4 separate regions of the Homo sapiens genome follow, and regions 1, 2 and 4 are each linked to region 3. Evidence: chromatin loops called from intact Hi-C (ENCODE). Cell type or tissue: heart left ventricle. All regions are shown on one strand.

The links. Peaks named below come from ENCODE experiments on the same cell type or tissue, not always from the same donor. Only the 100,000 strongest peaks of a DNase experiment are listed, where the experiment ranks them.
Region 1: it touches region 3 in a loop (2.7-fold over the local background); 5 of 110 quality-filtered maps call a loop at or near these places.
Region 2: a loop joins it to region 3, with 2.0 times the contacts of the local background. A loop is called at or near these places in 2 of 110 quality-filtered maps.
Region 4: it touches region 3 in a loop (4-fold over the local background); 5 of 110 quality-filtered maps call a loop at or near these places.

Annotation. Positions count from the first base shown.
Region 1 is chr1:74,232,853-74,237,852 of GRCh38, forward strand. FPGT-TNNI3K (FPGT-TNNI3K readthrough) reads left to right here. Exons shown (of 27, transcript NM_001112808.3): 4 at 3,250-3,358. It overlaps TNNI3K (TNNI3 interacting kinase), which reads left to right and starts at 2,535. Exons shown (of 25, transcript NM_015978.3): 1 at 2,535-2,639; 2 at 3,250-3,358. The coding sequence starts at 2,600. In heart left ventricle, no CTCF peak of the experiment used is centred here; no DNase peak of the experiment used is centred here; H3K4me3 peaks cover 2,543 bases; H3K27ac peaks cover 2,955 bases.
Region 2 is chr1:74,382,126-74,387,125 of GRCh38, forward strand. The region is part of intron 19 of FPGT-TNNI3K (FPGT-TNNI3K readthrough); the gene reads left to right. The region is part of intron 17 of TNNI3K (TNNI3 interacting kinase); the gene reads left to right. Among named protein-coding and RNA genes, the nearest start is that of LRRC53, 130 kb to the right of the region's middle. In heart left ventricle, no CTCF peak of the experiment used is centred here; no DNase peak of the experiment used is centred here.
Region 3 is chr1:74,466,962-74,471,961 of GRCh38, forward strand. The region is part of intron 23 of FPGT-TNNI3K (FPGT-TNNI3K readthrough); the gene reads left to right. All of the region lies in intron 21 of TNNI3K (TNNI3 interacting kinase), which reads left to right. It overlaps LRRC53 (leucine rich repeat containing 53), which reads right to left. Exons shown (of 5, transcript NM_001382280.1): 5 at 2,415-5,000. The coding sequence ends at 2,917. Among named protein-coding and RNA genes, the nearest start is that of LRRC53, 43 kb to the right of the region's middle. In heart left ventricle, a CTCF peak has its summit at 2,246 (motif pointing left); no DNase peak of the experiment used is centred here; H3K27ac peaks cover 2,347 bases.
Region 4 is chr1:74,245,802-74,250,801 of GRCh38, forward strand. It overlaps FPGT-TNNI3K (FPGT-TNNI3K readthrough), which reads left to right. Exons shown (of 27, transcript NM_001112808.3): 5 at 3,658-3,743; 6 at 4,871-4,968. It overlaps TNNI3K (TNNI3 interacting kinase), which reads left to right. Exons shown (of 25, transcript NM_015978.3): 3 at 3,658-3,743; 4 at 4,871-4,968. Among named protein-coding and RNA genes, the nearest start is that of TNNI3K, 13 kb to the left of the region's middle. RefSeq lists an enhancer at 1-64. In heart left ventricle, no CTCF peak of the experiment used is centred here; a DNase peak (open chromatin) is centred at 2,450; H3K27ac peaks cover 1,029 bases.

The sequences.
Region 1 (5,000 bases), 230 kb before region 3:
TTTAAACAAAGCTCCTCATGTTGCCTACCCTCACTAAACTTTGAAAGCAGACTACTTTTGTAATCAAGTTGTGTTTTTGATAATGTATGATATAACATGCTTTCTCCACTTTTGGACGTCTCAGGACTGGGGAAAGTAGGATTCAACTTAGAGTATGTGGCCAACTCTTTATTAGAAAGAAGTACTTTTTACAGAAATGTACTGAGTATTAGGGAAAATATTTTTTGATTCTATGTTGTTTCTTTCCAACATTCTTTGGAAAAGGAATGCAAGGATATTATCCTGGACCATTTACATTTCCAGCATTTCTTCATCAGGCTGAAGGTACCCAGAAAAAATTACTCTAGTACCTCAAACCATTACCTAGATCCACATTCTTAAGAAGGGCTTAGAGATAAATATTGTTTCTTTCAAACCAGGAAACTGTTATAGTTCAATAGTGGTTAATATTTTGGGTAATATTTTGAGTAATTTTCTGCATTTCTTATATTGCTATCGTTTCATTTTATTTCCAGCAAAATGTATTGCATTAGAATGTGGGAGAATTCAACTGAGTTGCTGATTGGATTTTCAAACTCATCGCAGAAATCACACCTTTGAAAGCCAAAGCTTTCATTTGTAAAACCTAGGCTTTTTAAGAGAATAAAAGTATTCTTGAAAATCAAAAGGAAAAATTCTAAAAAGCAGTACATCAGACTTGTGTCCCAAGCAGGAAATTAGAAACACAGTGGAAGATGATGTAAGAGCTAATTTTTCCTCCATATGTGGAAAACATACATGTACACACACACACACGGATGGAAGATCCGAGATATTAGAAATAAGAAAAGAGATCAAGAAAAATATATTTAGTTGTCCTCTAGAAGGCTCCCATCTTTGTCCTTCTGGATTCAGAGTATAGAAACCATGATTATTTTAAGAAACTCTGAGAGGAGAAAGAGCTGGTGCATTATTTCCTAAAGTGTAGCCCTGGGAGATTGCAAGTCTTTTAAAGAAAGCTATCCAGTATGGTCTTCAAGATAAGGAAGAAGAGATTAAGCAGGAAGGTCCCTGGACAAAACAAAGACTTTCCAAACTGAGAAAATGGGGGTCACAGAAGTGCTTAGAGAAAGCTGGTGGAACTGAAGATGTCTGGTTTTCAAACAAGGAGAATGTAGAGTGTATGGACCAAGGTAACCAGATGCCACTGCAGTATAGCAAGTATCAACAGCTGTGGTAGGCATGTACTGATAAGAAGGGAAAAGGAGAATATGTCCAGATGAGGACAAAAAGTGTCTATGAAGCCAGACACCTGATGCGCCAACTATATCTCATCAGTCTGGAAGCCTTACCTCTGAAACTTCTATTACTTTTGCTGAGCAAAAATATATGGTGAGTCCTAACTTTGTCTAATCATTTATTCAAAAAGAGAGTTGTTTGAACATTTAACTATAGAAAATATGAAATCTGTATCTGTTAAGTTAAAGCTATATCCTCTGGATGTGAATCTGAAGATTAAAATTTATACTTTCTAGGTATAAGAAGATTATCTGAAATAAATATATAGTGAAAAATTTAATGTTTTCTTTCTGGGTTTCCCATTTATTCTCCATCATAGACTGGGTTCTTTATATCAGTAGAAATAGGCATACAATATGCATACAAAGAGAAATGTCCTAATAAAGTAAATGGAAGGTGCATGAAAGAGAAATTCTGGAAGACAAATCAATAATATCTAGCTTGGATATTAGAGTCACATGGTCAGAACTGATTCCAGACTTCCAACTTACTAGTAACTTTGTGTTTTCTCATCCATAATTTGTGAATAATATCTACCTAGCAGCACTGTATGTATGAGATTAAATAATGAGATATATGTAAAGCATGTAAACTAGGGTCTGACACATAGCAAATGCTCAATTTTCTTATTCTTAATCTTACTGTTCTTGTCATTTATTATTTTACGAATTGCTATTTGTAGAACTTAATGTTTTACATTCTGATCTATGATTCTTATGGTCGGAATAATCCACAATAGTATAAATCTTGGTCTATGTTGAGAATTTCTTCATACAAACATAATTATGTAGCTCTTATACAGGCCAAACCTGCATTCATTTCTATTAGTTATATGCTAGAGGTAATGAATTTTTATTATTTATTTATGTATGTAGACACATTCTATTACCACTCTTTACCAACTGCCATTATTTTGGCTTAGGAGAAAATGATCTTGAAAACAGGTCTATGTAGTTTTAACAGCTCTTTTGTGAACTTCGGATGTAACTGAATCATTTTCTAGATTTATCTGTTAAATAAATGGTCCATGAAAGTATGTATGGGTAGATAATTGATGGAAGCAAATAATCCTATTGAAACATTTGCTATTTATTTTTGATACAGTTCTTTTAAACAGACTGATTAGTTCCCTTTATGATTTCACCCTCGAAAGCACACACGATTTTGTTCTTTATCATTGTTGCATGACATTCCATTTGGCAGTTGGGCTTATTTTTAGCCAGACTATCAAAGTATTTTTCAACTGGACTGTCACTGCACTTGAACTTGGAATCTTATAACTTGAAGAACTGCCCTGGAGAAAGGAAGAAACTTATAATAAATGGGAAATTATAAATCTAGACCAACCCAAACTTGTACTGGTAATTATTCTAATTATTCTTATTTCCTTAAGTGTAATATGGTTCAATTATAGTTACTGATAACTAACAACTCATTGGAATATGTGTTAATTTGTATACGGAAGATAAGGCAGCATGTTTTGTGAAAGTCTTTGAAAAACTATCTGAACTCAAATTATTTTTTTCTGAAGATCTTTATAGGAAACAAGAAATTTCTTACAAAAATATTATTTTAGTTCCTTGGTATAATGTTACAGAAAAAAATTTGGAATATTGCTGAATGTAGGGATTTTAGAATTATATCTTAAGTATCTAGTATTTAAAAACTAAAAACCGTCTTGCAACTAGAGATTGCTATAATTAAAATGCAATAAAATCAAATGAAATAAGTCAAATATATTTTTCTATGTAAATATATTATCCAATATCGAATGGGTTCTTCATTACTACAATTCAATATGATTGCATTTTAAATATAAACATCTGCATTTTAAACACACAATCAGTAATTTAAATTAAGTATTGTAGAATCTAGAATAAAAAACAGTTTTGATTACTTGTATGTTATGATCTGTGTCTACATTTTGCAAAACACAACTATGAATCAATCTCATTTGTTCTTCTTTACTAGATGAATGGAAGAAAAAAGTCAGTGAATCATATGTTATCACAATAGAAAGATTAGAAGATGACCTGCAGATCAAGGAAAAAGAACTGACAGAACTAAGGAATATATTTGGGTAAAGTTGTAAGAGTCATTATTTCTTTGTATAAGTGTCTTCAGTATTCACCTTATTTTTTAAAGTATCTGTATATTTTTTAAACCCGTAGAACCTCAGACATAAGCAGTCATGTTCTAAGCCTTAGGATGTCAGATTATCTCTCTTTGACCACTCATATAGCTCTCAAAATGCAAACATAACATCTCACCTCCTTAAAATATAAATTGTAATCTGCCATCATTAAAGTTTAAAAATAAAAACCTAAAGGCTAGCCTTTGAATGCAAGCTATTGTTGATCTCAGTAATCTTCTCAGGAATTAGATCATTCTTGTAAACCATGCCGGCAATGAAAAGCAAGATTTTTCTTCCCACATAGTGGTCGCATATTGGCCACATTGTTCTCTTTGAACTATGACGGTAAGTCCAATTTTAACAAACCCTCTGGTCTCTTGACATTGAAAGGCTGTCCCTTAATGGAACTGAGTATCATTCTGCCCCTGAACAATCATATAACAACATATAATATTGCCTTCAGGATTTCAGTAGATTTTGTTCCATGATAACAAGAGAAAAATAATCTAAGTGTCACAACCTTGGAAGACACAAAATGTTCAGAAAAGAGGAGCAAGACCCTTATATACACAAAAAGCCTTCTGGTTAAATTGAATCTGACATTGAGAAACTAGATGCCCATTAGAGGGTCAAGAAAGTTACCTGCCTGACTAAGGAAAAGTTCCATATAGGCCAATTAGCCATGTTCATTTATAGCTGTGTTATGTAATGCACTCATGGCAAAGAACTCCCTCTATTTTACTTAGAAAACAAGTGTAAAGCAATGACCAAATGACACATCTTTAAAATAAAATTTTAGATATAGTAAACATATAAATATCACATAATTGGCAAATAAAATCACCCATGTATAATATAGTTTATATGAAATTCGTCAATGGATGTAACAAGGCTTTCACAAGTGTTCAACTTATGGTTCAAAAAGTAGTTGGTTCTCTTTATAGTTTGGCCCAGGATGATGAACTCAACACTGACACTTGTGATGAGATACCACTGATCTGACTTTTGCAAGTAGTATCACATGTTGAGATATGGAACTACATTTGAAATTCCTGTAGAAATATGACTGGCATGTTAGTACAGTAGAATTATAAATATGTATTTGTTTTGTTGGAAAAGTATGAATATAGAAATTAATCATAAACATCTAGCTCTTATTGACTTAAATAAATATGCTAAATGAAATATGATTACATTGAAGAGATTTTCCTCAACTTTTAAAGGTCAAAGCCTCAGTTATTTAGTATTATTTTTTAATTTAGAAAGTATTGAGCACATAGGTGAAGGCTAGCTTAAACTAGATGTATCCAAACCTGAATATTAGGATTAACAATGGATTTAAAATGTAGGTTCTTTCTGATACCACATCGACAACTACAAGCTGTTTTGACAACTGCTATAATGGACTTTTCCTGTGTTTCTACTAAATGCAACAAATGTGACCTTCTTTTTTCTGATTAGCATTGGGGGTGAGATGCAGGAATCTGTGTCAGGGAGCTTACAGTCCAGAATTTGTTGAGTGCCAGCTCGTATTCAAGTGTTGTTCTGGATACATCAAATACAAGACATTATTTAATCTATAGTCATA
Region 2 (5,000 bases), 85 kb before region 3:
CCTTCAGTAGTGAAAGAAAAGGAAGAATTCATCCTATCACACCTTTTTGATTCCCAAGAGACAATTCTCAATCGTTTTTGTCATTTCTATTCATGTTCTTACTGTGTTGCTGTTATGTCACTTGACGTTTTTCTGCTTCAGATTTCTGATTTACAAAATGGAAATAATGATGTCCATGTCTACCTTTTCACAGAAATACCCTTGTGATTAATAAGGGTACCAGGACAACAGTCAATGGAGGATTTTAGAGAAAGATTCTGCAAGAGATATTTGTATACAATGTATATTAATTACATAAAGCAGGGTTACCAGAAAGTCTTGGACTAAGATTCATTTTGTATCCAGCTGCTGCATCAGTACTATTTGCAGAATAGTCTAGATTATCTTTCTCTAACTGAAGGTGAAAGGTTTTGTTGTTACTAAATGATGTGGGAAACAGCATAGTCCCTTTCTGAAAGATGCAGTGTTTCTTTGGCCAGCATGGAGGAAAGAGCATGCAAGCTTCACAGAATGATTAGAACTCTTTAATCCTGGATGGATGGTCTTTGTATCAATTATGTTTCAACCCTTGTATGTGAAGAACTGTATTCTCAGTCACTAAACCCTCATTTAATGGTTTTAGCAACCTACAGAAAGTTAGTGAAAAGCATGCCTGGTGCCATAGATGAAATAGTGTTAGAGCGTTGATGATGTCTGCCTTCTTTTCTTTTGGGAGGGAAATCCCCCTTCTAAATTCTTAAAATAGAGTTGGCTTTCATTAAATCTATTCAGAGTTAAGGGTCTGGGGATCTTGAGTGACCTCTTTCTTTGGGAATGGAGCACATTTTAATAAGCTTTTTCCTGTCCATGGTCTCTGAAAGACAGCCTCTGGCAGACCTCCTGAATTGCTGGGTTTTTTAAAGGAAAGGATTGATTACAGGCTTCGAATTCTTTCTCTTTCTTTAATTTCTTTTTTTTTTTCTTTTCATACAAAGAATGTGAAAGACATTCTGAGTCTTCTTCTGTTGAGATATGGGTGGCCTTGCAGGCAGACATTTAGCATTGAACTTTTATTAATTTTCTGTGGGTTTGACAAAGTTTCTTCTTTTTTGCTTCCTAAATATGAGTGAGGCTAAAGAGCTGTTACTTGCCCAGCTTGTTCTTCAGCACTGTAAGTGCTAGAGAGGAAAAAAAATAGTTTTTTTGTTCTTATTTTGTTTTCTGGCTTTCTTGGTGGAACTGCCTCTATAGCCTTCATCTGAAAAGCTTCATTTATTATAGCTCTTAATACATGCTATTCCCTCAGACACAAACATTCGCCCCTGCCTTACCTCTCTCTTCTCTGTGCCCCTCCTCACACTTTCTCCATAAAACTTTCCTTCTAACTCCTGTCTATCCCAAATGCTTCTTGCAGGAAGCCCTCCTACACGTTCCCACAGCACATCAGACTCTTGCTTATTTCAGGAGAGCTCTTCTCATGCTATTAAAATTGCTCATGAACTTGAGAGTGTTCCCACTACACACTAAGCTTAATTGGTACAGGAGCTGTGGATTTTTCACCATTTTATTCTCAGTGCTTTGTACAATGACTGGGGCCTAATAAAAATTCAATTAATATTTGTCAGATGAATGAATTAATAATAATCAAGAAACATAAGGATAACATATATTAATGTTCTTTATGCCAGGTATTGAACTCAATGCTTTACAGAGATCATCTAATTAAATCTTCGTAGCTCTATATGATGACAGTTTTGAATACATAATGACAGAAAAAGGCTAAAAAGAGACTTAGCAAATCATCAAGGTGATAAAGCTGGTAAGTGACAGACTAAGGTTATTACACACACTAGATAGTTAGGTAATCCAAAATATAGGAATGTATAGTCATTTAGCCCCACAAAACAGGAACAGTAGTCAGATAATCCAAAATATAGGGATGTATAGTCATTTGGCCCCACAAAACAGGAGCAGCACTGACTGAATAGCAATGCAATGTATTTTTCAGATCACCTTACCATAGGAGCTGTACTTTCTAGAATTCATAGCTGAAATGAGAAGGTAGTTCTCACTTAATATTGAACAATTCTGTGGCATTTAAGAGTGTGAAAGTCATTCTTTTGCTCAATTAACACGCTATTCCACAAGTCACTTCTCTGGCTATTTTGTGCTGTAGATAATTATTTGCATGCTAGTCACTAAAGCCTGCCTATAAAAAACAATGAGAAAGGGAAAGACAATCAGTTGTTTGACTGATCTGATTTTCTGTTTTACTTAGGTGAAAAGTTAGTCAAACAAACTCGTTTTGCAATGTAGCTATAGCTCAAGACTATCTGATGCTTTTGAAGAAAAATACAACCTCCTGAAATTTTAGTGATTTCCAGCCACTACTGACCATGTAAATTTGAACCAATACTTGCTTTTTCTAAATCAATTGATTTTCCTTCTCACAGGCAACATTTTATTTTCTAACCTGCAGCATTTCTATGCCTGACTGGAATATTTTTGCATTTGATTAGTGTTTTCATTTGACTTTCAATGAGGTCTCAAAACAGTTTGGCTTGTCACAGTCAAATTATTTAAATATTCCTCTGAAAAGAGTATGTGGGAACTAAAATCAGATTCATGTGAACCTGAAAAAAACAGTGGCAACGTTTCCTGAACTTGTTAAATTTTTATGTCTAAATTAATCATTTCACAATTTTCTTTCATGTTGATGTTCAGCTTCTTAAATATAGTGATTATTGGTTGCCTTAATGGAAAACTTTTAATTTTTAGCTGACCCAGAAGTTGGTCTCTGATAAGGATTTTTGTTATTTTTAAATATTCCTTATGGTTTCAACAGCACCGATATATTGTGCCTTCTACTCATATTAGTAAAACTTATTTTAATTTATCTAACCCATCCTTTTCACTTCTCAGCTACTCCTCACTCCTCCTAATTGATCAGAATTATCTCAATTATGGGTTCAAATATGGTCAACATTCTCTGCCTACATTCCACTTATGCCCTGTGAAAGAAAGCACACGTAAAATAGTACATACCATATTATCCCACTTGTATATAATTTTAGAAAATGCAAACTAATCAATAGAGTTGAAAAGATTAGTGTTTTCCTAGGGCTGAGGTATAAGAAAGGAATTGATTGCAAGAGGGACCATGAATCTTTTTGGGGTGACAGAAATATTTTTTGTATTGATTGAGATGGTGGTTTCACAGGAGTATATAACTGTTAAAACTCATCAAATTGTAGTCTTTAAGTAGATGTAGTTCTTCCTTCTCATGTGGATACAAGTAAACTGCCTAACATGGGTGGTAAATACAAAAATGTGAAAATCTTAGAAAGAGGTATGTAAAGTAATGTGAATTGGCACCTTTCCAATCATGAACAAAGGTATTTGTCCTTTTCAAAACCTTAAAAGGGAGAAATAATCATCTGCCAAATAATTTCATCAAGGATATCAAAAACAATTCCAGCTAAAGGAGAAAAATCAACATAACTGAAATGGAAGAAAAAAAGGTTTACTAAGATGGCATTGATGAATACAAACCTGTATCACACTGAGGTCAACATAGCTGTCTGCAAAGGTTAAGAGTTCAGTCCAAGCACCATAAACACTGACAGGAATGAAGATGAGAGAGTGCCTTTGAGACTGTGCACTTACTTTCTATTCTTGTAGGTTCTGGTCTGATGCAAAAGATATTCAATGACAGAAACTACTCCTTAGCCAAATATGAAAGTGCATAAATTGGATGGCAAAGGAAAGGCCTAGAGTATTTATATATCATCTGATATGGCTTGGTTGTGTTCCCACTCAAATCTCATCTTGAATTATAGCTCCCATAATCCCCATGTGTCGTGGGAGGGACCCAGTGGGAGGTAATTGAATGATGGGGATTAGTCTTTCCCATGCTGTTCGCATGATAGTGAATAAGTTTCATAAGATCTGATGGCTTTACAAAAGGGAGTTCCACTGTACACATTCTCTTGCCTGCCACCATATAAGATGTGACTTTGCTCCTCATTTGCCTTCCACCATGATTGTGAGGCCTCCAGCCATGTGGAACCGTGAGTCAATTAAACCTCTTTCCTTTATAAATTACCCAGTATTGTGTACGTCTTTATTAGCAGTGTGAGAACAAACTAATACATCATCAAACAACTGGTAGATTGAAGACTTCAGACCTATTCAGTATTGAAAACTGGCAGATATAACATCTGAAAAGAAAAAAAAAAATACCCTAAAATCATTCCATTTATTCAGAGTAATGTGTTACTAGATATGCAACACTGAAATGTGGAGCATGGGAGTGCAGCTAGAATAAGTTTTTCCTTTTATAAAATATCATTTATGAGAAAATGCATCTATGGGATCTAATGAAATTTGATACAGTAACTCAGAAAAAATACAATAAATTAATTAATTTACAATCAAGTTCAAGAAAGGAAGCCATATAAATAATATAATTCATGTGTAATAAATATAAAATCAGACTTCTTCAAAATTAGAATTGTGGGGCACTTTTACATAGTCTCAACAAGTGAAAATTATATATCAAATAACTGGTCTGTGAAAAATATTTTCTTTTGTACTCTGATCCAAGGTCAGCTTAGCCCAAATTCAGACAATTGGGTTGGACAATTTAAAATTAGTTGACAGAAAGAAATTGGTAGTGTGAAAGTTAAAACTTCAAAATAAACATGATGAAGGTATTTGTGATAAATTAAATCATCCCTTGATGACTATAAATGACTCACAGAAATATAGTTTACATTGATCTCATTTGGACAGTAGTTTACTTACTTTGCTAACCTTAACTGTATATTAAGGATATGTACTCATTGTCAAGACAAGGGAGATTTGGGAATTTCAGAGAGCCATTTGTTTACTTGTAAATGTTAAAATTTCTATAGACAGGCTACACAGTATATATTATCTATATTCATTCTTATTATTTGGCAAATACATTTAACAGATAGTTTTTGCTGAAAGAAAGCTGTAATTGTATAATTTCCTAT
Region 3 (5,000 bases):
CCAAGGTTAAGAAAGACAAAACTCTGTGAGACTATATACTAAAACAATACTACTCGCAAGTTGGGGGACAAAGACAGAATGCAGGTTAGTGAAGGCTTCCCAAAAAGAGTAACACTTGAGCTGAGGCCATAAACAGTAGTTTTCTGAAAGAAGGCGGCTTGGTGAGAAAGAAAAACAGTCTAAGCAACCAGAACATACGAAAATTCATTAGGAGAACAGATACAAGGGAAAGACTAGTAGCAGTTGCAACATTGTAGCCATGGAGAGGTTAAATCTCTGTATCAGGCATTATTTGAAACAAGTTCATCTTTAGATGGAGGACACTAACATCATGCTATTCTGGTCATTACTTTCTAGGTTATCAACTGTGCTTCTCATTTTTTCTTGCATATCTGTCTTTACTTCATTCCTTGAATTTGAAGCACAGTATTTTCTCCAGGATGTCTTCTTAGTCAAAACTCATAAACTAGAACATTGAGGAGAGTAAGAAGAATAGTCTATTGAAGATGGGAGAAGGTTGGAAAACAGTAAGAGGTAGAAAAAAGCCTGATACTAGATAGTGACAGATTTTGGAAACTGGAACAGGAAATTTGGACGTGAAATTATGGCAATTATATTTTTTTCTCTAAAGGAGTGAAAAGATAAAAGTAATTTTTTAGGAAGTTCATCTGAGTTTGATACAAAGGATTTATTTACTTAAAAAAATTGTAGTTCCTACAGTAAGGCAAACACTGAATTATCTTGTAATGCTCATTGGAATAGCTAAGCATTGATTCTTAATATGTGGGCTGCAAACTATGTATTCCAGATTACCCTGGAAAGTTTGTTGAAATGAAGATTCTGGGGCCCTAATCTAAGTTTACTGAATTAAAATCTCTCAGATGGAGCCTGAAACTCCACAATTTAACAAGCGCCCCAGGTGATTTGTGCCCAACAAAGATAAAAAATGAATGGGTTGAAACTCAAGCAAAAGACAATGAAGTTGGAGCAGCCAGCTGGACTGCTGTTTGAGTAATCCAGTTGATTACAACACACAGACTACAATGGTTACCATGGAGATTCAAGGGCAAGGGTAAACCTGAGAACTATTTCAAAGGAAACATCATAAAGAGGTAAAAGACTGGATTTCAGAAATGGAAGAGAGAAAAGAGACCAGGAGAACTAGGATTGCTGCCTCCTGAGAGTCAGTTAGTGACCAAGAGTACTCATTAGGCCTCTAGATATCAGGGATATTCTTGGCAGTGAGAGCAGAGAGAACAAAGCTAAAGGTGCTGAAGTAAGGTGACAGCGCTTTAAAGAAGAAGAAAAAAAAAAAGGAAAAAGAAAGATAGCTACCAAGAAAAAAAGTGACCTGGTCTACAAAGATGAAGAAACTGTCGATTAGGGTGGAATAAACTTATCATGCAAGAAGTTGGCATAGATACTCGTCTCACCTTAAAGGTGCTTTAAAAATAAAGTGGGGTCAGGCAAGGCAGATAGGTGGCATAGCAGTTAAGCTCAAGCAGAGATAATGAACAGAAATACCAGAGGAATTAGGATTAAAAGCAATAAAGTCTTGAATATTGGCGAGAAAAGATGAAGAAGAGAGGTAAGAAGTTTAGGAATTTTCAAAATAAGAAACTTAAGTTATTTCCTAGCAACTCTGAATAGGAAGGGAAACAAAAGAGGCGGGGTATGTAGGCAATATTTATGTTGTTCTAATCTTATAAGGTTTATAAAGCTTATTTATTATTATTATTCTACCAAATGCAGATATAAAGATGTATAGACCTAGACAGGTGTAGAGATAGGAGAAGAGGAAGTTTGTTTCCCTTTTAACATTTTTGTTCCCCTACTAAAAAATGTAAAATATTATAATATTCTAAATTGTGAAGGTATGCTTCAAATATTTTTTACAGTGGTCTCAATAATTAAATTATTTGAATATATCTATATTTTTCAAATAAGCATGGCTTTGAATGAGACATGTTTGTTCTGTTACTGTTTTTAAATTTAATATTTATATTCACATTTAATTCCAGTGTATAAGGAGGAGTTCTCACTCCAAACAACAGTGGCATGCGAAACCCAAGAGATCAGACCTTGAAAGCTATGCACTAATAGGTTATTTAGTTTTCAAAATCTTAAATTAATAACAATTGGCAATAAAGCTCATTAAAATTCCTTTTGTTCAGGATCCATTGTGTCGATCTTCAAGCCCTGTTCTTCTAAAATGATTGAAGCTGAGATCTCCACCTAGTGGATATATAGGATTTTGCAGATCTTTATGGGAACAGCCAACTATCCCTGGAAATCCTTAATTTTTTTCTCTTAGAGAAATAACAAGTTTTAAAGACTTCTACTTAAATCTGGGATGATTGTCAACAGGACAATTGCAAATGTATGAAACATACCAATATGCATATCAGTTACACTACAGTTAACAAAGCTGAATTTTTATTTTCATACTATAATTAGGAAAACAGATCAAACACAAATATGAATATATAATTATCCATGTAGAAAGCAATATTGTAATACCACTAATTGAGATATGTATAATAATTTACATGAAATAAACATCAAATGTAAATCTGCTCAAATACTCTTCTTATGTAGTTTTTCATTTGTTTAAGGCTTTTTTTTTTTCAATGTTTGCTTGCTTTTGCAAGACTTGGCAAAACTTTTCTTACTTGTTTTTTCATTCCTTAGAGAAGCATACTCAGTTAATTGTGTCAGACGTATCCTATGACTCCATCTTTGATTTTTGTCATATATTCAACTCTGGTTTTATTTTATTGATAACAAAGAGTTACTGAGGACGTTGTTGTCCTCCAAAATGATCCACTTCTAATGCATGCAAAGGCTAGTGGGTGTTTGTCCTCTTGAAGAAAGCTAAAGTAGAAAAGGATTATTATTTGAGTTATTTTGTTCACTTTATTCTGTTTCTAAAGGTGATGTAGTAGCATATTCAGCAGATGGTGGATACAGTACAGGTTTTGGAGCAGAGTTTTCAGCTTCATTTATTCTGCTAGGAACTAAAAACACCTCATTTTCTGCCTCAAAACTGTCTTTTAACCCTGGTAAGAAGGAAAGCGCTTCATGTGTCTCCACTGTCATTGCGCCTTCTTTATGTGCACTATCTTTATCTGGTTGAATATTTTGAACTTCTCTAAAATTATGTACATTACTGTTAACTTCAGGATCTACTTCACTGCAAAGTATTCTATTTTGGGTTTCATGGGAACTTGTGATACTTAAATCTTTAGCTGTAATGGTCTCCTCGGCAGAGCTTGCATCATGTAATATATATTTTTCACTTGTTCCATTTTCCCAAGTTTGCTGCCTTTCTTTTGTGATGCCTTTTAAGGTCATTTGTGAGATCTGAGTTAACATACTAGAATCTGTCTTGCTTTCATCAAGCATATTTTTCTCTTCTTTCCCTACTATTTTTATCTCTAGTGCTTCAGTGCCGTCATTTCTGGGCAATGCATTTGTGCTGTCAATTCCTTTTTCGCTACTATTGGTTAGGTGCCAAACGGCTTGACTACTAACAGGAGAAGTACTGATATCCTTGGGAAGTTCTATTCTATTTTGGTATGGAATTGAATTTGTCTTCATAAATGATAGGTTGTTCTTGGATTGTGTTTGGGGAATGAGAGAGGAATCATAAGTTTCTGTTTTTGAAAGTTTTTTTTCTACATCATTTTCTTCCTTATCCATAATACAATTTTCCACAATTTGATGTGATATTTGGGGTTTTGTCATTAATGTTTTTTCTTTATTTTCAAGCTGTGCATGACTTGAATTTTGCTCTCTGTGTTGTAAGGCTTCATTTTGGTCTAAAGTGTATTCCTTGTTGTAGCTGTCAGTCTTGTGAGCATCTAAAAGTTGTGTTTGATTCCTCGGGGACAAAGAAAACTGATTTAACTCACTGGTCTTTGATACATTCTGTCCCATGTGCTCAGTGGACTCCGTTGTCCCTTGGTCAGTAGCCCTCCTGGAATGTTGGAATGGTAAAACATCACTTCCTGTATTTTCCCAAGTAGTTGCTAAATAACTAAGCACTTTTGATTCAAGCTGAGTTGCATCTTCCATTTGCTCAGTTGAGAATTGAGAATGTGAGTGCCTGTGCTCAGCATCAGTGGGTGTAGGTTGGGGCAATTTTGATGTGTTTCCATCAGGAATGTGGCCAGCTGAGTAACAGCTGCTTTCTATAGAGCTCTGGTTGACTACACGCAAGTTGTTAGCACTGAGCAGGGGGGCACGTTTAGTGTTTCGTTGATAATATGGGGTCTGCTTTGAGTCATGTTTCAGAGGCAGCCTCTTTGAAGTGAGTCTAACATAGTTGCTACTCTCTGACTGTTGAAGAAAATCTGCAGAACACACAGTATTTATTTTGGCTTCTGTCTCAGAAGTTTTGGATAATTTCTTAGGAGGCAACAATACCTGCTTGCATTGCTTTGGGAGACTTGACAAGGATTTTTCTGGATGGACTCTGACTTTTCTAAAAGGATGTAAATTTAATTTTAAGTTTTGTCCTTTAATTTTCCCTTTGAGGTCAGACTGAGGGGTTCTCTTCCTTTTCAGAACCCATGAATTAGTAAACCATTTTTCTCCTTTGTTTCTCTCCCCAGTGTTGCTAAATTTTTTAACATCCAACTTAGTCAGTTGGTTACTTTGATTTTTCTGTCGTTTCCAAGGGGTTGATATTTTGGGTGACATCATCGACCTATTTATTTCTACTAAATCAGGATCATGGAAGATAACCCTCTTTGGGGAATATGCTTTCTTGGTTTTTGTTGATAATCCTGATAAATCTATGTTGTCCTCACTCATAAGAAATTTTTCTATTGCACTGTTAATTTGGATTTGCTCTTTCTCAGGCTTTGAGTGTTGTCTACGATTTGGCTTCTTTTCTTTCATGTAATCTTCAAATTGCTCACAGGGCACATATTTACAGATAAGAGAATTGTTTGGCTGAAAATACCTAGGTTTGCTCTGTTTTAACAGTCCACAAG
Region 4 (5,000 bases), 220 kb before region 3:
TATTTTCACAGCCATGGGAATGCAGTATTCCCAAACTTTTTTTACCCTCCTACCCTTCTTGCTTTCTGTGTTCCCCTGCAGCAAAACACATAGACATGCTTACTAATACTGGGAAACACACCTCAACTTGCTTTGGAAAGCCTTTTGTGGAAGTACAATAAACTCCAGTGTTTATAAATGTTAATAATATAAGAAGGGGGTTCAGAATTTCATGAAGATAGTTAAGAATTTAACTCACTTCTATCAGCAATTTCCCTCAGCTCAAAAAATACTGCAATCAAAATCATTTCTGATGAAAATGCCACTGTTTTAAATGTCTACTTATAATAAAATGAGCCTACTTATAAATGATAGAGCTATTTATGGTATGGCAGTAACTTCACAAAATAACATGATTCTTAGAAATGTGTGGTCTTTGGCCCAGCCTGGCTTTTAAACCCTCAAAGCCAAATATATTATGGATGTCTTGGAAGAAAGTAAACTAGGTACTTGGAACACACTTGGAAATGCAATCACAGGTCACAGAGGTCTTCTTTGTGGTTATGACTTCAAATAGTAGAGGTATTCAGCGGAGCTGAACTCTGCCTTTCAAGCTAGGTAGATTGGATTTTTCTCTTAAAGTTTGTAGGGAATCAGTGTCCATAAATAAAAAGGGAATGAAAACTGTGACTGGAAACTGAGAATGTTGATGGACAATGATTCAGCTCTGAGCTGCTTCGGCTTTTCTTCCCTGGTCTTTCTATTGTCCAGCAAATGAAACACACTATAAAACCACAAGAAAAAAAAACAAAGTATTGGACTGGGGGAGGAGAGAGAGGCCTTGTGATCCTAAGAAAAACTATGTAACCAGCAGCCTAAGCAAAACAGGGAAGGATGCACATTCTTCTGAGCTAATCATAATGAACTTAATGGCAAATACTGAAAGAAGAAAAAGCTTTGGAGCTCTTCTGTAGCAATAAACACCTGAGAAAATGCAGTTTTTCAATATGTATGTCCAATATTGTATAGCAATACCTGTTATGTTTTGCTGTTTTCAAAGTGGAAAAAATCATTTCATCAGTGTGGTAATCCTTGAAAGCCTCATTCTTATAGTTATACCAGGATTCAAATCCTATCATGACTCTGCCTTTTAAGTAGTTTGTTCTTTTTTTCCAACTTGGGCAAGTTATTTAACCTATTTAAGCTTCAATTTCTTCAATTATAAAATGAGTAAAATAATATATGTGACAATATGCATGACTTTGTCCTGTTGTGTCCGGAATTGGTGGGTTCTTGGTCTCACTGACTTCAAGAATGAAGCCGCGGACCCTCGCAGTGAGTGTTCAGTTCTTAAAGATGGTGTGTCCGGGGTTTGTTCCTTCTGATGTTTGGACGTGTTCCGAGTTTCTTCCTTCTGGTGGGTTTGTGGTCTGCTGGCTTCAGGAGTGAAGCCGCCGACCTTCGCAGTGAGTGTTACAGCTCTTACCGCGGCGCATCTGGAGTTGTTTGTTCCTCCCGTCCGGAGTTGTTCATTCCTCCCAGTGGGTTTGTGATCTTGCTGGCTTCAGGAGTGAAGCTGCAGGCCTTCATGGTGAGTGTTACAGCTTATAAAGGCAGTGCGGACCCAAAGAGTGAGAAGCAGCAAGATTTATTGCAAAAAGCGAAAGAACAAAGCTCCCACGGTATGAAAGGGGACACAAGCAAGTTGCCGATGGTGGCTGGGGCAGCCTGCTTTTATTCCCTTATTTGGCCCCACCCACATCCTGCTGATTGGTCCGTTTTACAGAGAGCTGATTGGTCCGTTTTGACAGGGTACTGATTGGTGCATTTACAATCCCTGAGCTAGACACAGAGTGCTGATTGGTGCATTTACAATCCTCTAGCTAGACATAAAAGTTCTCCAAGTCCCCACCAGATTAGCTAGATACAGAGTGCTGATTGGTGCATCCACAAACCCCAAGACAGACACAGAGTGCTGATTGGTGCATTTACAATCCTCCAGCTAGACATAAAAGTTCTCCAAGTCCCCACCCAACTCAGGAGCCCAGCTGACTTTGCCTAGTAGATCCCACGCAGGGGCCGCAGGCGGAGCCGCCTGCCAGTCCCACGCTGCGTGCCTGCACTCCTCAGCCCTTGGGTGGTGGATGGGACTGGGCACCGTGGAGCAGGGGGTGGTGCCCGTCGGGGTGGCTCAGGTTGCCTGGGAGCCCACGGGGGTAGGGGGGTGGAGGGGCCTTGGGCATGGCGGGCTGCAGGTCCTGAGCCCTGCCCCATGGGGAGGCAGCTGAGGCCTGGCAAGAATTCAAGTGCAGCGCAGGTGGGCTGGCAGTGCTGGGGGACCCGGTGCACCCTCTGCAGCTTCTGGCCCAGGTGCTAAGCCTCTCACTGCCCAGGGCTGGTGGCACCAGCCTGCGGCGCAGAGTGTAGGACCCACTAAGCCCACGCCCACCCAGAACTCACGCTGGCCTGCGAGCACTGTGCACAGCCCCAGTTCCTGCCCACTCCACTCCCTCCACACCTCCCCACAAGCAGAGGGAGCCGGCTCTGGCCTCGGCCAGTCCAGAGAGGGGCTCCCACAGTGCAGTGTCAGGCTGAAGGGCTCCTCAAGTGCAGCCAGAGTTGGCACCGTGGCCTGAGGAGGTGCCGAGAGCGAGCGAGGGCTGCTAGCACGTTGTCACCTCTCACTGTGGTGAGGAATAAGTAAGATTAAGCGCTTACTACAGTATCTGGCATGTGATATGCAATCAAAAAATGATTATTGCACTGTTGTTACCATTGCCAACTTCACTGTGAATATACAACTTTCTTTTTGAAGTATAACTCTTGGGATAATTTTAGCATCATTTTTGTTGAGGCTTAGAAAATTACACCTCAAAATGAAGGCCTTACAAGCAGCCTTAGAAGCCAAACTTTCTCTCTGACCTTCTCCTGTCCTCTTGTCTCTGGCCCCTCATTTTCCCCAGAGGGTAGCCATAGAGACTAGAATCCCTCTCCCCTCAAGGCAGGTCATAGAAACTAGAACTTACAGAGTTATTCCTGTATCTTTGAGTCTTCATTCTGAAGGCTCTTATGTCTTGTATCTCTTGTGCCTTTTAAAACTATGATCAAATATATTTTATGCCTTTTCTTCTATTAATGTCCCTTTTGTCAGTTGATTTCAGCAAACCTTCAGAGAGGCAAAGGGGAAGGTCTTTCTTGGCCCCTATAATTTCATGCCATATTTGACTTTTCTTGGCCTTTTATATTTGACAACAATTTTCTGATTTCTGATTTCCTGATTTACATAATAATCAATTTTATATATGTATTATGTAAGTATTCCCTACTAACAGTGACTCTCAGGTTCCTAGATGATGTCTGACCTTGGTTTTACTTGTCTTTAAAAAGTGCCACTAAATTCGCTATTGTGACATCTAGTAGCTGTCAGTGATTCTGGAGCAACTATTGGAATCATAGTGTTATTTCTGGTGACATCATTACAATGTAAAACTACAGAATTTCCTCTCAATTTTAATTCTTCATATAGAGGGTTCAAGATTCTTTCTGTAAGTGCAAAATAATCTTAGAAAAAATACATTTCTGAATTGATAGTAACAGGATTTGCATTTATAATTTTCAAATGAAAGACAATATGCTAAAAGATGAATTTTGTGATCATCTGTAACATGTTTTTTTCAGCTCTGATGAAGCCTTCAGTAAAGTCAATTTAAATTACCGCACTGAAAATGGGCTGTCTCTACTTCATTTATGTTGCATTTGTGGAGGTGAGTACTTGAAACTTAGTACTTCTTAAACTGGTTATATGTGTATATCGTCAGTGACTTGAGCTGCTTAATAGTCTGCAAAAGAATTCTATTCATACTCAATTTTCCCTTCTGCTTTGCCTTTTCCAACCTTGATAATCTCAGTTTAGGCAGTAACTATCAGGCAGAATATTCCAATTGATTTAGCTTTAAATATAAGCTTCATTGTGTTGCTACCGGAAACCAAGTCCCTCAGTTTGCTTGGAAATCAAAAAGCACTTTTCAATATTGGGCATGCCAGTCAGGGATTAACTTAAATTCAGAAGCACTTAAAGATTCCCCAAAATATCATCAAGCAGTTGCTTCACAATATTCAACAAGAGTATGTGGAAAAGTGATAAATGCCAAAGATAAGATCTAAAAGTGAAGATTGATCGAAGTGAAGATTAAGAGTTTAATTTGGCCTACACTTTAGTTTGTTTTGTTTATCAATGTATCTCAAGTAATTTGAATGGTGCCTGGCCTGTAATAGCCACTCAGTAAAGTTATTGAATTAATGAATGAACCATTAATATTTATTTTGTTAATCCAAACTAAATTCATTGAGCTTAACTTCTTAAAATGGAACAGAAATGTGTAAGTGTCAACTCTAACCATATTCCTTAACCATTTCTCCCAAACAAACCAAACAGACTCTGCTTAACAGATTGTTCTCTCAACTTCAAACGTGCCTTCCCAACCTTGGTTATATCCTTCATATTTCTTTGATCTAAATAAGCTCTACTGTTAATAATGTTCAGATAAATCCTCTACAATTAGATTTTTTAATTTAAGCTTTTTCACTAATAGTTTATTATGGTGAATTCTCTTATGTGTTTATGTTTCAAAACCATCTGATGATGAGGGTACTAAATAAAAAATCTAAGACAGAGTCAAAATACACAGCATTTGAATAAAGTTTTATAAATGGAAAAGAAATATCCCCTAGTAAGTAAGGTTGTCAATTAATAGAAAACTTTACAAATGGCCTGCAGAACGCAGCTTGACATTTTTATACAGCTGTATGGCATTTATCATTAGGTCAAAAAGAGTCTCAAACTCACCCCATCCCCACAATGATTTAGCCTTTTTTCATTTTTCTCTTTAAGGCAAGAAATCACATATTCGAACTCTTATGTTGAAAGGGCTCCGCCCATCTCGACTGACAAGAAATGGATTTACAGCCTTGCATTTAGCAGTTTACAAGGTAGGACACTTTAATTCCCATAAACACTGCAT